2 separate regions of the Homo sapiens genome follow, and region 2 is linked to region 1. The links are chromatin contacts, found by Hi-C in ENCODE. All regions are on one chromosome and are shown on one strand. Each heading gives the region's core, a stretch centred on a gene start or an enhancer-like site at or near the end of the contact. The rest is flanking DNA. Distances are from core to core; before and after follow the strand shown.

The links. Hi-C counts contacts between places; a loop is a spot of excess contacts on that map. Pooled maps may share reads with other maps.
Region 2: a loop to region 1 is called in a map of heart right ventricle, with 2.3 times the contacts of the local background. The contact joins two enhancer-like sites. A Hi-C loop is called at or near these places in 10 of 168 maps with a recorded cell type or tissue (GM12878, gastrocnemius medialis, heart left ventricle and 4 more) and 7 of 50 pooled maps.

Annotation. Positions count from the first base shown.
Region 1 is chr5:36,518,668-36,525,575 of GRCh38, forward strand. No RefSeq gene overlaps it. Among named protein-coding and RNA genes, the nearest start is that of SLC1A3, 84 kb to the right of the region's middle. Within about 2 kb of position 3,449, at least 3 of the 41 ENCODE cell types and tissues checked have a DNase peak (open chromatin) inside an H3K27ac peak, as active enhancers do; they include heart right ventricle, where a contact is called at or near this core.
Region 2 is chr5:36,680,465-36,687,372 of GRCh38, forward strand. SLC1A3 (solute carrier family 1 member 3) reads left to right here. Exons shown (of 10, transcript NM_004172.5): 8 at 1-125; 9 at 3,400-3,534; 10 at 5,601-6,908. The coding sequence ends at 5,805. The region is part of intron 1 of SLC1A3-AS1 (SLC1A3 antisense RNA 1); the gene reads right to left. Among named protein-coding and RNA genes, the nearest start is that of SLC1A3-AS1, 41 kb to the right of the region's middle. Within about 2 kb of position 3,472, at least 10 of the 41 ENCODE cell types and tissues checked have a DNase peak (open chromatin) inside an H3K27ac peak, as active enhancers do; they include heart right ventricle, where a contact is called at or near this core.

The DNA of each region.
Region 1 (6,908 bases), core at 2,199-4,698:
AGAGTAACAGACAACCTATAGAATGAGAGAAAATTTTGTAAACTATGCATCTCACAAAGGTCTAGTACCCAGCATCTATAAGAAACAAACAAATTTACAAGAGAAAAACAACCCTATTAAAAATTGGGCAAAGGACATGAACAGACACTTTTCAAAAGGAGATGCACATGTCTAACAAGTACATGAAAGAAACCTCAACATCACTGATCACTACAGAAATGCAAATCAAAACCACAATGAGATACCATCACACACCAGCCAGAATGGCTATTACTAAAAAGTCAAAAAATTACAGATGATAGCAAGGTTGTGGAGAAAAGGGAGTGCTTATACACTGCTGGTCTGACTGTAAATTAGTTCAGCCACTGTGAAAAGCAGTCTGGTGATTTCTCAAAGAACTAAGAACTACCATTCAACCCAGCAACCCATTATTGGGTATATACCCAAAGGAATATAAATTGTTCTACCACAAAGACATATGCATGTGTATGTTCATTACAGCACTATTCACAATAGCTAGGACATGGAATTAACCAAAATGCCCATCAACAGTTGACTGGATAAAGAAAACGTGGTATACATACACCATGGAACACCACACAGCCATAAAAGAGAACAAAATCATGTCTTTTGCAGCAACATGGATGGAGCTGGAGGTCATTATCCTAAGTGAGCTAATGTAGGAATAGAAAACCAAATACCACATGTTCTTACTTATAAGGGGGAGCCAAACACCAAATGCACATGAATACAAAGAGGGAAACGACAGATACTGGGGCCTACATGAGGGTGGAGGATGGGAGGAGGGTGAGGATTGAAAAATACCTGTCAGACACTATGCTTATTACCTGGGTGATGAAATAATCTGTACCAAACCCCTTTGACACACAAGTTACCTATATAACAAACTTTGCACATATACCCCTGAATCTAAAATAAAAGTTAAAAAATAAAATACAATTTAAAAAAACTTATTTTGATGATGTTAGTGGTGATATTAACAAATGTGATGTGTATCATAATAAAAATATGATAACATTTGGAAAATCAAGCATAACTCAATGAACCAGTATTTTCGAAATGACTGATGCATGGTATTACAAAATTATGCCTAGGTAAATATACACTCATAGTGCATGATAGACCAATAGATTTTAGTGTAATGAAGTATGAAAAGTTTACTGATATGGCTTCAGATTCTACATTGTAACTAACCTTTAATTATGCCCACTTTTCAAGTTTTATGAAGTATCTCACTCAAACTCCCTGTCTCCTGTGCCCTGATTACCCAAAATTATCTGCAAAGGCTATGAAAGTACTCTTTTTTTTTTTCAATTACATACCTGCATGAAGCCAGATTTTCAACATATACTTCAACCAAAACAACATATTGCAACAGATGGAACGCTGAAGCAGAGATGGGAACCTAGCTGTCTGCTATTATGCCAGACATTGACGAGAGCTACAAAAATGTAACATGATGTCACACTTATCACTAATTACTTTTTGTTTTGGGAAATATGGTAATTTTTCACAAAAATATGTTATGTTAATGTAGGATGGGTTTATTATTGTTGTTAATGTTTTTATTATTGTTAAGTTAATGTTTTTATTTCTAAAACAGTATACATTTACAGATTTACCCCCCAAAACAGGTTTTGGGGGCAGTCCTCATTTTTAAGAATATAAAAAGATCAGAAGACCAAAGAGTTTGAGAACTGCTGACTTTTTGCAACCTGATGAAGTTGGAAGTTTTGTTATCCTCATTCTACAGATGAAGTAACTAATATTTTGCGAAGTAATTTTCCAGGGTTATGCAGGAGATGACAAGTAGCAAAGGCAAGCTTTAACTCAGGATCCCTGGCTACTGGGCCCAGATTCTTAAATACTGCAACATCCTTCTGGAGTCTAGTCAGACAATTTAGCTGTAGCAGCCCCTAGAGTGGGCTTTATCATCACCCCCAATTTTTCCCATTCTTAGTGGCACAATTACAGAAAAAGGCAGCATGACCTTTCCCAGGATAGAGCCTCCATGAATGAACGTAGGTTGGTGACTGTGGGAGTCAGTACTCTGGTAGACGGGGGAGGAGTGGGAGAAGCAGTCAATTCTCACCTATTGTCCATGCTTTTCTAAGTATATGTCCGGATTCTCTCAACCCTCAGACTCCACACTAAGACTTGATATTTTCCAGTGGGGTTGACTGAAGCAGTGACCCAATCTGCAAGCAGATGTTGAGTACAGGCTCTTCCTCTCACCTTCTAGTTCTGCCCTGTCCAATACAGTAGACACTGGACTCATGTAGCTATTTGAATTTACATTCAAATTAGTTAAGTAAAATAAAATGAAAATTTCAGTTCCCCAGTCTTACTACCATATTTCAGGTACTCAGAAATCATGCCCTGTACATGTTTCTTGCAGGTACTGGGGTCTTTGGAAACCCTTGCAGTCTAGTGAGAAATGTTCTGGCTTTGCAGTCAGTTGAACCTGGGGCCACTGGACAATAAAAATACCCAGATAGTTGTTGTTGTTGTGGTGGTGTTGGTGGTGGTGGTGAGGTGATGGTGGTGGTTAGTGCTGGTAGTGATGGTGGTGGTGGAGGTGGTGATGGTGGTGATGATAGTGATGGTGGTGGTGGCAGTAGTGGTAGTGGTGGAAGAGGTGGTAGTGGAGGTGGTGGTGGTAGTGATGGAGATGGTGGTGGTTGTGGTGATGGTGGTGATGGTGATACTGATAATGTGATGGTAGTTGTGATAGTGATGGTGGTGGTGATGATAGTGACGGTGGTGGTAGTGGTGGTAGTGATGGTGATGATGCTGGCAATGGTGATGGTGGTGGTGATGATAGTGGTGGTTGTGATAGTGATGGTGGTGGTGGTGAGGATGATTGAAAGCACTGAAGACCAGGTTCTGCCCTTGGGATTGATAAATGTTGGGTTTCTCACTGTGCAGTCTTTAGATTCTGTGCATTAGAGTCCCAGGTGTGTTTCAGCCCTACTGAGCCAGAATCTCTGGGAGGGAATCTCTTCTTTCCACAAGCTCTTTGGGAAATTATTAAGTGCCCCAAAGTTTGGAAGAATTGTGATAGATTAAAGCTGTGGTAGCATATTAAACATTCACACATAAGAAGCAAGAAACTCTAACTCTCCAGGAGGCTTACAATGAACTCTGAATATTCCCGGGTGTTCCTATCACAGTCCTCTTCAGTAAGCGCTAGTCCTTGGCTGTTTGGCTCCAGGAAGCACAGACTCCAGGTGGGAGGGCCTCCGGCCACTACAACGCAGCAGGATTCCTAGAAGCCAGGCACACAGCGTGTCTCCTCTGAGAGAGGCACAGAGCCTCACAAGGCTTATTGGGGGGAAAGACCAAGTTCCTATTACAGCCACTATCCAGTGTCTACACTAACACATGCCAAGCTCAGCTCCAGGCCATGTCCCAGGCCAGCTGACTTGGCTTTCTCCCCTCAGCATTGCAATTTACCATTTCCCGGAACCAAAAAGCCTTAAGTCTCTCCATGCCCTCTGTAGACGTACCAAGACGGGGCCTTTTCCCTACCTGGGCTAGTGTTCAATAGATGAGGCTGAGATTTTAAAGCCCTGCAGCAGTGAGTCTGTGAGAATCCTCTTGCTTTATTTGCCTTTTTGTTAGGCTTTCTTTAGAAATTCGTTGGTGTGTAACTCCCGGTAGGCATGACTACAACTGGGTGTATGCTCCCTCTCCCTTAGGAGTTCAGGAGGAGATTGGAATGTGGTTCTGAGTAGATGGGGAATCTCATTAATCAATGTGGGTAGGGCTGGTGGAAAAAAAAAGTTTTAGTATATGGCAAGCTTGAAAGGCCCACAGAATTTTCTTAAATTCTCTTCAAAGCATGCAGTTGAGTACTCTTGTTTAGCAGGAACTTTGCTGTAACATGACTTTCCTTGGCTCAGAGTATGGGGTTACAGAAGACCTCACTGGGACCCAGCCAAGGAAGTTAGATTAGCAGAAGTACCAGAAGTACTGGATGAGAACATAGTGTCATTGAGAATGTGGTCCTGGAAAAAAAGATCTCAAGGGCAACCATACTGCAGGATTTCAAACCACAGCAGGCCAGGGAAGTTCCTGATGAGAGAAGAAGCTGATCCTCACGGGACCAGGTGACTGTAATGCAGGCTGAACATTCCAGAACCCAAGCAAGGCTCATGCAGGCAGAACTGTTGCTGGGCCCATTGCCAAGTCCGGCCACTCTGACACTGCCCAGGAAAGCCATGGAATCCTTCTTTCCTATAAGGACATAGTCAATTATGCATTTATGAAGCACCTAGCATATGCAGAAAAGCATGCATGGGCTGGGCGCAGTGGCTCACATCTGTAATCCCAGTACTTTGGGAGACCGAGGCGGGTGGATTACCTGAGGTAGGAGCTCGAGACCAGCCTGGCCAACATGGTGAAGCCCCATCTCAACTAAAAAAAACACAAAAAAATTTGTTGGGCATGGTGGCACATGCCTGTAATCCCAGCTGCTCAGGAGGCTGAGGTGGAAGAATCACTTGAACCTGGGAGGCGGAGGTTGCAGTGAGCCGAGATCATGACACTGCACTCCAGCCTGGGTGACAAGAGTGAAACTCCGTCTCAAATAAAAAAAAAAGAAAAAGAAAAGCATGCATGGTTCTTCAGCATAGAATTGGAAAGAAATGAAACAATAGTGCCTCTGCCATGAAAGATGTTTATGTTCAATTAGAGGTCAAAAGTGTGGCTATGAGGAAAATAATAAGTAATCATAAAATTATTAGTGTGGTACAAGCACAGTAAATGTATTTTAAAGAAAGGGACTCATAAAGGCAAAGAGTGTATTTTAATTGTGATTATACTTCAAAAGAGAATGGTTAAGATGAACAATCCAAAAATTAATTATTGGCTAACTTGTAGGCTGGTAGCTGGCAGAGATGCGTGTATGCATGTGCGTGCATGTGTATATGTACATGTGCATGTGTGTGTGCATGTGTGTGCACGTGTACTTGCGTGTGTGAGCACATATGTGTGTGCGCATGTGTATGTGTGCATTGTATGTGTGTGTGTGCATGTGTATGTGTGTTGGCACCACTGTGCAAGCACCCCAGAAGCATGAAAGCTGAGCCACATCCATCCCTCCCTCTCTCCTTATGGTTTGTTTCCTTGTCATGGATTTTTTCCTCTCTCACTCTCCCTTCCTACCCTTCATCTTCATGTTTCCCTTGCCTGTGCCCTTGATCAGCTGGTGGAAGAGATTAGAGAATGTGTTTTCCCTCCTACTGATTCTTTCATTGCTCTGCACCCTCCTGCTCCTTCCACCCTCGTACCTAGCCAGACCTCAGCTGCACATATTGCTCCAAGTGTTTGGGATTATTTCCCAGTGTGTGGTAAGGAGGAGAATCCCAGTGCCAGCAATTCCATGCCGTCTCTGGATCCTAATAAGTTGGCAGCCAAAGAAATGCAGGCCAACGCAATGAAACCTTCCAGGGAGCCAGCCATTCTTGGATGACTCTGTGGCTCCGACTCACACTTCACCCCCTACTTTTGTTTTCTTCTTCCCTACAACAGCAAACAAATTATACACGAATTCAAAGCACAGGCCTGGTGAAGGGTGTTGCGGCTTCTGTTGCTCTTTCTTCTCTGAACCTATTGCTGCTCCCCAGGACCTCCCTGGCTGGGATGGATGTGGTTGTTCTCATGTGAATAAGAGTACAAGGCAGAGGCTGAAGTGATCCAGTCCTAATCATGTTAGGATTCAAGGCTCTACTTGTCCCTCGGTGTAGGTCACTTAGGCATTAGCACAGGGCCTTGCTTAGAGTCCCCGTTCAATAAATACAGCATGTGTCTGTCAACTGCTTCATGCAGGCTCCAAAAATGAGCCATGGGAAAAAGAAGTCACCTCTCCTAAAGCTTGCCAACTTCCTGGAGCATCTGAGAAGTTGCAAGATGGCAGTGGTGATTATGTTTTTGTCGTTATGGTCTGGGTGGGTAGGTCCATGTGGCTGCGCTTATTGGTGCTAATGACATCAAGGATCGGTTCCCAAAAGGCCAGCAGGCTTTGTGTAAAAGAAAATGTGCTGTGTGGCCCTGAATTCCCCTGCCCTCAGTCATGGACTATGGAGAGTGGCCTTGCTCTAGCCTCGACAGAGCGTAGGCTGGTTTAGGTCATGTTCATCTGGGAGACAGGGAGGTGGGAGACTTCCAAGGAAACATCTCACTGAGGGCTACTGGCAGCAGCAGGAAATAAATAAAAGAAAGCACATTCACGTCATAACTGTTTCCTCCTCTTCTCTGTCCAAATCCTAGCTGGCTTTTCACCCATAGACGAGGCCCATGTCAATGCCACCCCTGTCTCTTGGGCAAATGTTCCTTTATTGATTTTCTGGCATACGTCTACTTGCTTTACTGGGACCAGGGACAAAGAGCTGCCCCCACACATACCCACACACAGGCTGTGAGATGTTGGGTAGGTTACTTAACTTCTTTCAGAGCCAGGTTTCTCATTCATCAAGTGACAGAATAAAAAATCCACATCACAATCCTCCATTGGGACAATTAAGTCAGATAAAGCAGGCAAAAGTGCCTAAGTCATTTGTAAATTGACATGAAAATGCCATCATTTTTTCTCAAGCAGATTTCTGCTCCAGAAGAGAAAAGAATTGCTTTTCTACAACTACAGAGACTCCCAATTGAATCCACAGCCCATCTATCTATATTTACTCTTAGAGTTAATTTTTCATGGTCACCAACTAAAGAATTTTAAAAAAATTAAGGCAGGTGACTTCTAGTAAAGTTTGCAGATTAAACACGACCATCCACTTTCTTCCCCTCCTAAAACACCACTAAAAATGCCTTTCAAATGCTTTCTACTTGGTAATCAAAACTATCCTCACCAAAAGAGAATGGAAGGAAGTCTACCA
Region 2 (6,908 bases), core at 2,222-4,721, 160 kb after region 1:
TTCGTGCTCCCCGTAGGAGCCACCATTAACATGGATGGGACTGCCCTCTATGAGGCTTTGGCTGCCATTTTCATTGCTCAAGTTAACAACTTTGAACTGAACTTCGGACAAATTATTACAATCAGGTACAAGGAAAGAGTTCTATACACCCTTTCTTAAGAATGCCTTTAAGGCTGGGCGTGGTGGCTCACGCCTGTAATCCTAACACTTTGGGAGGCCAAGGCGGGTGGATCTCCTGAGGCCAGGAGTTCAAGACTAGCCTGGCAACATAGTGAAACCCTGTCTCCACTAAAAATACAAAAATTAGCCAGGCCTGGTGGCACGGGCCTGTGGTCCCAGCTACTTGGGAGGCTGAAGCAGGAGAATTGCTTGAACCCGGAGGCAGAGATTGCAGGGAGCTGAGATCATGCCACTGCACTCCAGCCTGGGGGACACAGCAAGACTCCATCTCAAAAAAAAAAAAAAAAGAATGCCTTTAAAAGACAAGAGGATGACCAGGGTTGGGAAGGGGATCCCACATAATCAAGAGGTGGGGATTTGGGGTAATCATTCTATATTTAGGTATTTTAATTGGTTTTTTTAGATTATAGATGTATACACTCATTAATAACAAGGTTCAAAAAATATAAATATGTATAAAGTAAAAAGGGAAACTTGCCTGCCATCACATCGCTCCACATCCTTCTGTAAGTGACCATTGTTCATGTTTGGTTTGGAAAGACTTTTCCTATGCATAGACATGCACACACTTCTTTTTTGTAGTTAGTGAAATCATACTATACATACATGTTTGCCTTTGATTGGTTTGCTTATTAATAGACCAATAAATATGTCTACTTCATCATTCTTTTTAATGTCTGTAAAATACATAGTATGGATATTTCTCCTTTTTAAAAGTGTTAGATTATACTTCAATTTTTAAAAGCATTAAAATATGTTAGCTTGTATAGATACTACTAGAAAATAAAAAGTTAGATGAACTTTTTCTCTTGGGTGAATTTTTAGACAGTGTAAGATAGATGACAGACCACACTGACAAGTAGTTCAAGAATCTGATTTTTGTGGAGAATTTTTTTTAACTATTATATTTGAGGTGTTCAGTGAAAAGTTATTTTCCTTTCCATACCTTCCCCCCATCTCTTAGTTTCCTTCTGCAGAGGCAACCAGTGTTACCTGCAAGTTTCTTCTGCATCCTTCCAGAGATACGCCAGGCATACGCATGTGCATGTGCAAATATAATCCCTCCTTTTTGCTTATTAAAAGTTATTTTGCACAAGGGACCCATGAGTCTAATGGCAATGGGACACTTTAAGCCTCACTATCCAGATCAGCCTCTGCTCTTCATTGTTGTGGGGTTTTTTTTAAATTGTTATTAAAAGTACATTTTGGAGAGCAAACTAAGTCAGATTTGGGGGGATTTTTATCACTCAACATTTTGTTGTGAAATGCCCTACATATAGGGAAGTTGAAACAATATTATACCAACCATCCTCTACCAGATGGAAAAATTGCAAACGTTTTGCCATTTTTGCTTCTTCTTTCTCTTTCTCTGCCATTATGACATTTCACCTGTACAAAATTCAGCATGCATCTCCTAAGAATAAGGATATTTTTCTACATAACCACAATAGTAAGAATCTTAAACATACTTCCAGAATATCCAATCTATATTCAAATTTCCACAGTTGTCCCCCAAAACATGTCTTTTACAGATTTTACTTCCAGACCAAGTTCAAATCCACATTTATGGCCTACATTTGGTGTCTTAGTTTCTTTTCATCTAATCAGTCACCACACATTTGTTGTTATGTTTATTTAGAAATAAGTTGTTAGACTCTGTGTATATGTTTTGTGTTAGTAGAAAATGATAATAGTTGTAGTAGGATGCATCGGAGTAAAAAGGAAAAGGCTGATCAGGGCCAGAGGTCAATGACTGACCTGGGGGTTCTGGGAACCTCAGGCCCAAAGTAGTTATAATGGGACTTAGGAGATCATTATCTCAGCTCACCTGTAACCTATACTTTGGCATATTGATTGAAAGGCTCTGGGTTATTAAAAAAAAAAGGTGACAGAGTTAAAAATAACAGTAACAGTGACAAGCAAGATAGAAATATATTTCTCTTTCATGCAGCACAGCTCTGCTCCACAAAGCCTTCAAGGCTGATTGATAGGTGCTCTGTGGTATAAGAGACTAAGTCTCTAGGGTATTATCATTATCCAGGTGGTCCGGGATGACTCACCACCCCCAGATTTTAGTCAGTCGGAAGTGGGGAGATGGTATACCCTGCAAGTTGCTCAGTACCTCCATGCATGTCTGACTGGCCAGAACTTAATCTAAGCTTCAAGGGAGGTTGGGAAGTGTAGTCTTCATTCTGGGGAGCCATATACCAGCTAAAAGTCCCAGTATCTTAGAAGGGGACCAGTATGGGGACCATGAATACTTTCTGTGACAGACTTAATACTTTATTAATACCACTTATAACCAGATAATACTTTACTATTTATAAAACATTTGCTTTGCAAGCCAGGTCTACACTGCCTTCATAAAAAGTATTTCTAATACTATAAAACTTTGTTCATAAATCATTTTGCTTTTGAATTAACTAAGCAAACCAAACTAAGAAACCAAATTTGATTCTTTTGACAACATTAATCATGAATGTTCAGTAACTTTACAACCCTCCACTTGGATAGGGGAATTACTAGAAACAAATTATTATTGTAACTCTACAGCATTTTAGACTTTGCCTTACAAAATACTTTCAGGGATGTTTAAAAGTGTATAGCTGCCAGTTTATTTAAAAACGACTAGAATAATAGGTCCAACTTCACAAGGGTCATTGTACGAGGACCAAATTAGATAAACCATGCTTAGTATATCAGAAGACACATAGTAAGCACATGATAAATATTAGTTAGCATGATGATTAGTTCAATTTTTTTTTTTTTAATCTCATTTACGGGCCAGGCATGATGGCTCATGCCGGTAATCCCAGCACTTTGGGAGGCCAAGGTGGGTGGATCACTTGAGGTCAAGAGTTCGAGACTAACCTGGCTAACATGGTGAAATCCTGCTCTACTAAAAACACGAATATTAGTCGAGTGTGGGGGCATGAAGCTGTATTCCCAGCTACTCAGGGGACTGAGGCACGAGAATCACTTGAACCCAGGAGGAAGAGGTTTCAGTGAGCCTAGTTTGCACCACTGCACTCCAGCCTGGGCAACAGAGTGAGATACTGTTTCAAAAAAAAAAAAAATCTCATTTACGTTTTTTCTGAAGCGCGTCCTCTTGTGTTACATGGCAAGTCAGGCATCGGCACCGTGCGTATTTTGCAGCGTATATGCTCTACGTGGGGAGCTTTGTAAAAGTGTTTTCTGTTCTGGTACTTCTGTTAACAGCATCACAGCCACAGCTGCCAGTATTGGGGCAGCTGGAATTCCTCAGGCGGGCCTGGTCACTATGGTCATTGTGCTGACATCTGTCGGCCTGCCCACTGACGACATCACGCTCATCATCGCGGTGGACTGGTTCCTGTGAGTATGCTTGGCCTGCATTCCAGCTCACTGTCACAGGGTCCCCCTCTGTCACTCTAGGGCACCAGGCAGCCTGGCACATCTACAGAAAGAACTCTGAGGAGAGGGGCCTCTCGGCCCATAGTTAAATTGTCCTTATTGTCTGACCCCTGGTCCTTATCTGGAGACCGAGCCCCAGATGCCATGTGCACTCACTCCCCTGTCAGCCTAAGGGGCACATCTGGCTGCCACACATCTCACTCCATAAAGCCATTCAGGAATTGGGAAACCCGCTGTCTGCAAAGGCAACATAAATCAGCAAGGCTGTTTCTGAGTTGCACAACATGACACCACAGCAGCTGGAACAAAGCTGCAGGCCCCACATGCCAGCTTAGGCCCTGCCTCTGTGTGCTTCCCATTCCAGTGGGAATGATTTTCCCATCCTAGCCCAATAGGGTGAGGCTGAGCTATGCCGACACTGGGAAGAGAGCTAGTGTCATTAAGTGGAATTGAGTTTCGGATCTAGGGAAAGTTACAAGAAATGTGCCCTCCACATTCTCAAACTCTAACCTCTACAGGCCCATCCCTTCGCCCCCTTCCCTCGCTCTTCCAGCTGGCATTCTCTGTGCCTTTTCTCTTAAAAATTTCCTTCCACTTTTGAAAATCTTTCCCCAGGATGCCCAAAGCAAAGCCTAGAACAGAGTACGTGTTGGAGTTAACACAACATATGTTCACTAGAACTGCAACATGAAAAGAGCTTGACAGTGTGCGTGAAACCCCAGACTGGGCGAGAGGATTCACTCCCCAGTTACTTGGACCTGTGTTTGTGTCCTGACCTTGTGTGAGACCGGGCAGATTACCCAACCACCCTAGTTTCTACCTCTGTAAAATGAGGGTGCCCGTGTCCTCTACCTCCTAGGGGTACTGCAAGATTCAGTGCAATGATGCCTAGAAAGCATGCAGCCTACTGTCTGGCCCACAGTCAGCATCAGTTAACATGAGCACTCTCATATAAAGCTACAGTTCTCCACAGTCTTTGATCTTTACACTTCAAAATTATTGAGAACTGAAACAGCATTTGATCTATATGGGTTGTATCTATTCATATTTATCATATTAGACACACTTATAAATTTCCACTTGTTAATTTATTACATGTTTTATTTAAAGGTGATAATAATTCATAAAATAAAATAATGGAATGAATTTATTATCATCTTTAAACAAAAAGGTTATATATGCTAACATAAATAGCATTTTTTTGCAAAAAACAACCATTTCGACCCCAAAATTTATTTTATTTATTTACTTGTTTTGAGATGGAGTTCCATTCCTGTTGCCCAGGCTAGAGTGCAATGGCACAGTCTTGGCTCACTGCAACCTCCGCCTCCTGGGTTCAAGTGATTCTCCTGCCTCAGCCTCCTGAGTAGCTGGGATTAGAGGCGCCCGCCACCACGCCTGGCTAATTTTTGTATTTTTAGTAGAGACGGGTTTCACCATGTTGGCCAGGCTGGTCTCGAACTCCTGACCTCAGGTGAACCACCTGCCTTGGCCTCCCAAAGTGCTGAGATTACAGGTGTGAGCCACGGTGCCCGGCCTCGACCCCAATATTTAGTGAAAAGAATGGTACTATTTTATGTTTTGCAAGTTTTCTTAATGTCTGGCTTAATACAAGACAGTTGGAGTTTCCTGTTTCTGCAGTTTCACAACTGCTTCAGTGAGTTGTGACATCACACATCATGTAGTCTTTGCAAAACTCCACTATACATTCATGAGAAAATGAGACTGAGAGGGACAAATGACATCTTAGTATTATTATGAGAATGGCTTAAAGAGAAGGCTCGTTCCCCACTGTTGGGACTCTCACTTCAGTCAAACTAATAACTGAACATTCATCATCTATATGGCCTTATAACCTTTAATAGCTACTATTATGAATATTATGTGTCTATTACGTAATCTTGCAGTTGGTAGATACGGCGAACTGAATGTTAAGAGGTGCTTCGCTGGCCAGTTCCTAACGTAAGTTGAAAACTTGTGATGCTCACGGGAGCCTCGTTTTTCCCTCCTCCCCACCCTGCCTGCAGGGATCGCCTCCGGACCACCACCAACGTACTGGGAGACTCCCTGGGAGCTGGGATTGTGGAGCACTTGTCACGACATGAACTGAAGAACAGAGATGTTGAAATGGGTAACTCAGTGATTGAAGAGAATGAAATGAAGAAACCATATCAACTGATTGCACAGGACAATGAAACTGAGAAACCCATCGACAGTGAAACCAAGATGTAGACTAACATAAAGAAACACTTTCTTGAGCACCAGGTGTTAAAAACCATTATAAAATCTTTCCATCTCATTACAGCTCATTCGCTCCAGCAAGCCCGTCATCTTCCCTTTCCTCCCTTCTGATAAGACTGGAAAATAGTCCTCCAAAACACAAGGGAGGATTTTGGGTGGCCAAAGTGTACAATTTTCATCCCACAATTGAAATTTTTAAATCATTTCATGTTAGTCTTACCGAATAAGGTACCAAGATCACAAATAGTGTTGATCAGATCTTACAAGTTTATGTGGCACACAATCCTATAAATGTGATTTTTTTATATAAGTTAAAGAGACAAATAGTAGGCTAAAAACATTTTAAAATCAACTTTTGAAATTTAAAAATCTTTCAGAATACAATTCAGTTTTAGTTTCAAAATGTTAACAACTTGAATTACAACCGGTTATCAGTTGGACAGTAAGATTTTATCCCTTTCTCTTCTGACTGGTATACCTATTTCATTAGTAGCTAGGTGCACATATACATCTAGCACAGCTGTGAGGACAGACAGAAGGCAAAGTTTCCATGTGGCCTTGAGCAAGTCCCATCTCACCTCTAGGCCTCAGTGTCCTCATCTATAAAATGAGGGACTTCCCTAGAAGTCTTCATGGTCTCTTCCAGCCCAGACATCCTGTGATGTCATGAAAGCACCTGCCCTCTGTTTCCCCTCAGAACACCCTGTACCATCCATGGAGCACGAGGCCTTCAGAAAAGACACTTCAATGGGAGTGAACATTTCTAACTAAGGACAGGATGGCTGTGTGTGGTGGTCACCAGGTCCTGTGAGCAAAGTGCAGGTTATGCAAGTCGCCAGGCAGGAGGCCATTCCAGGAGTGGGATTATTCATCAAACTCTTTGCCCAGTTCATCCCAATGGGGGAAGTATTCCCTTCTTTCCTACTCTGGGAAGAATGTCTCCTGCCACTCCTCAACTGATGATAGACTTCGAAAACAGATGAGAAGACTAGCAGCTAGCAAGGGTGCTTGTGGTCACACTGTGGAACACTAAAGAGCTAGGAAAGAGTTGAGCACAGGCAACATTACAAACAAAGGATTTGAAAACACCAAGA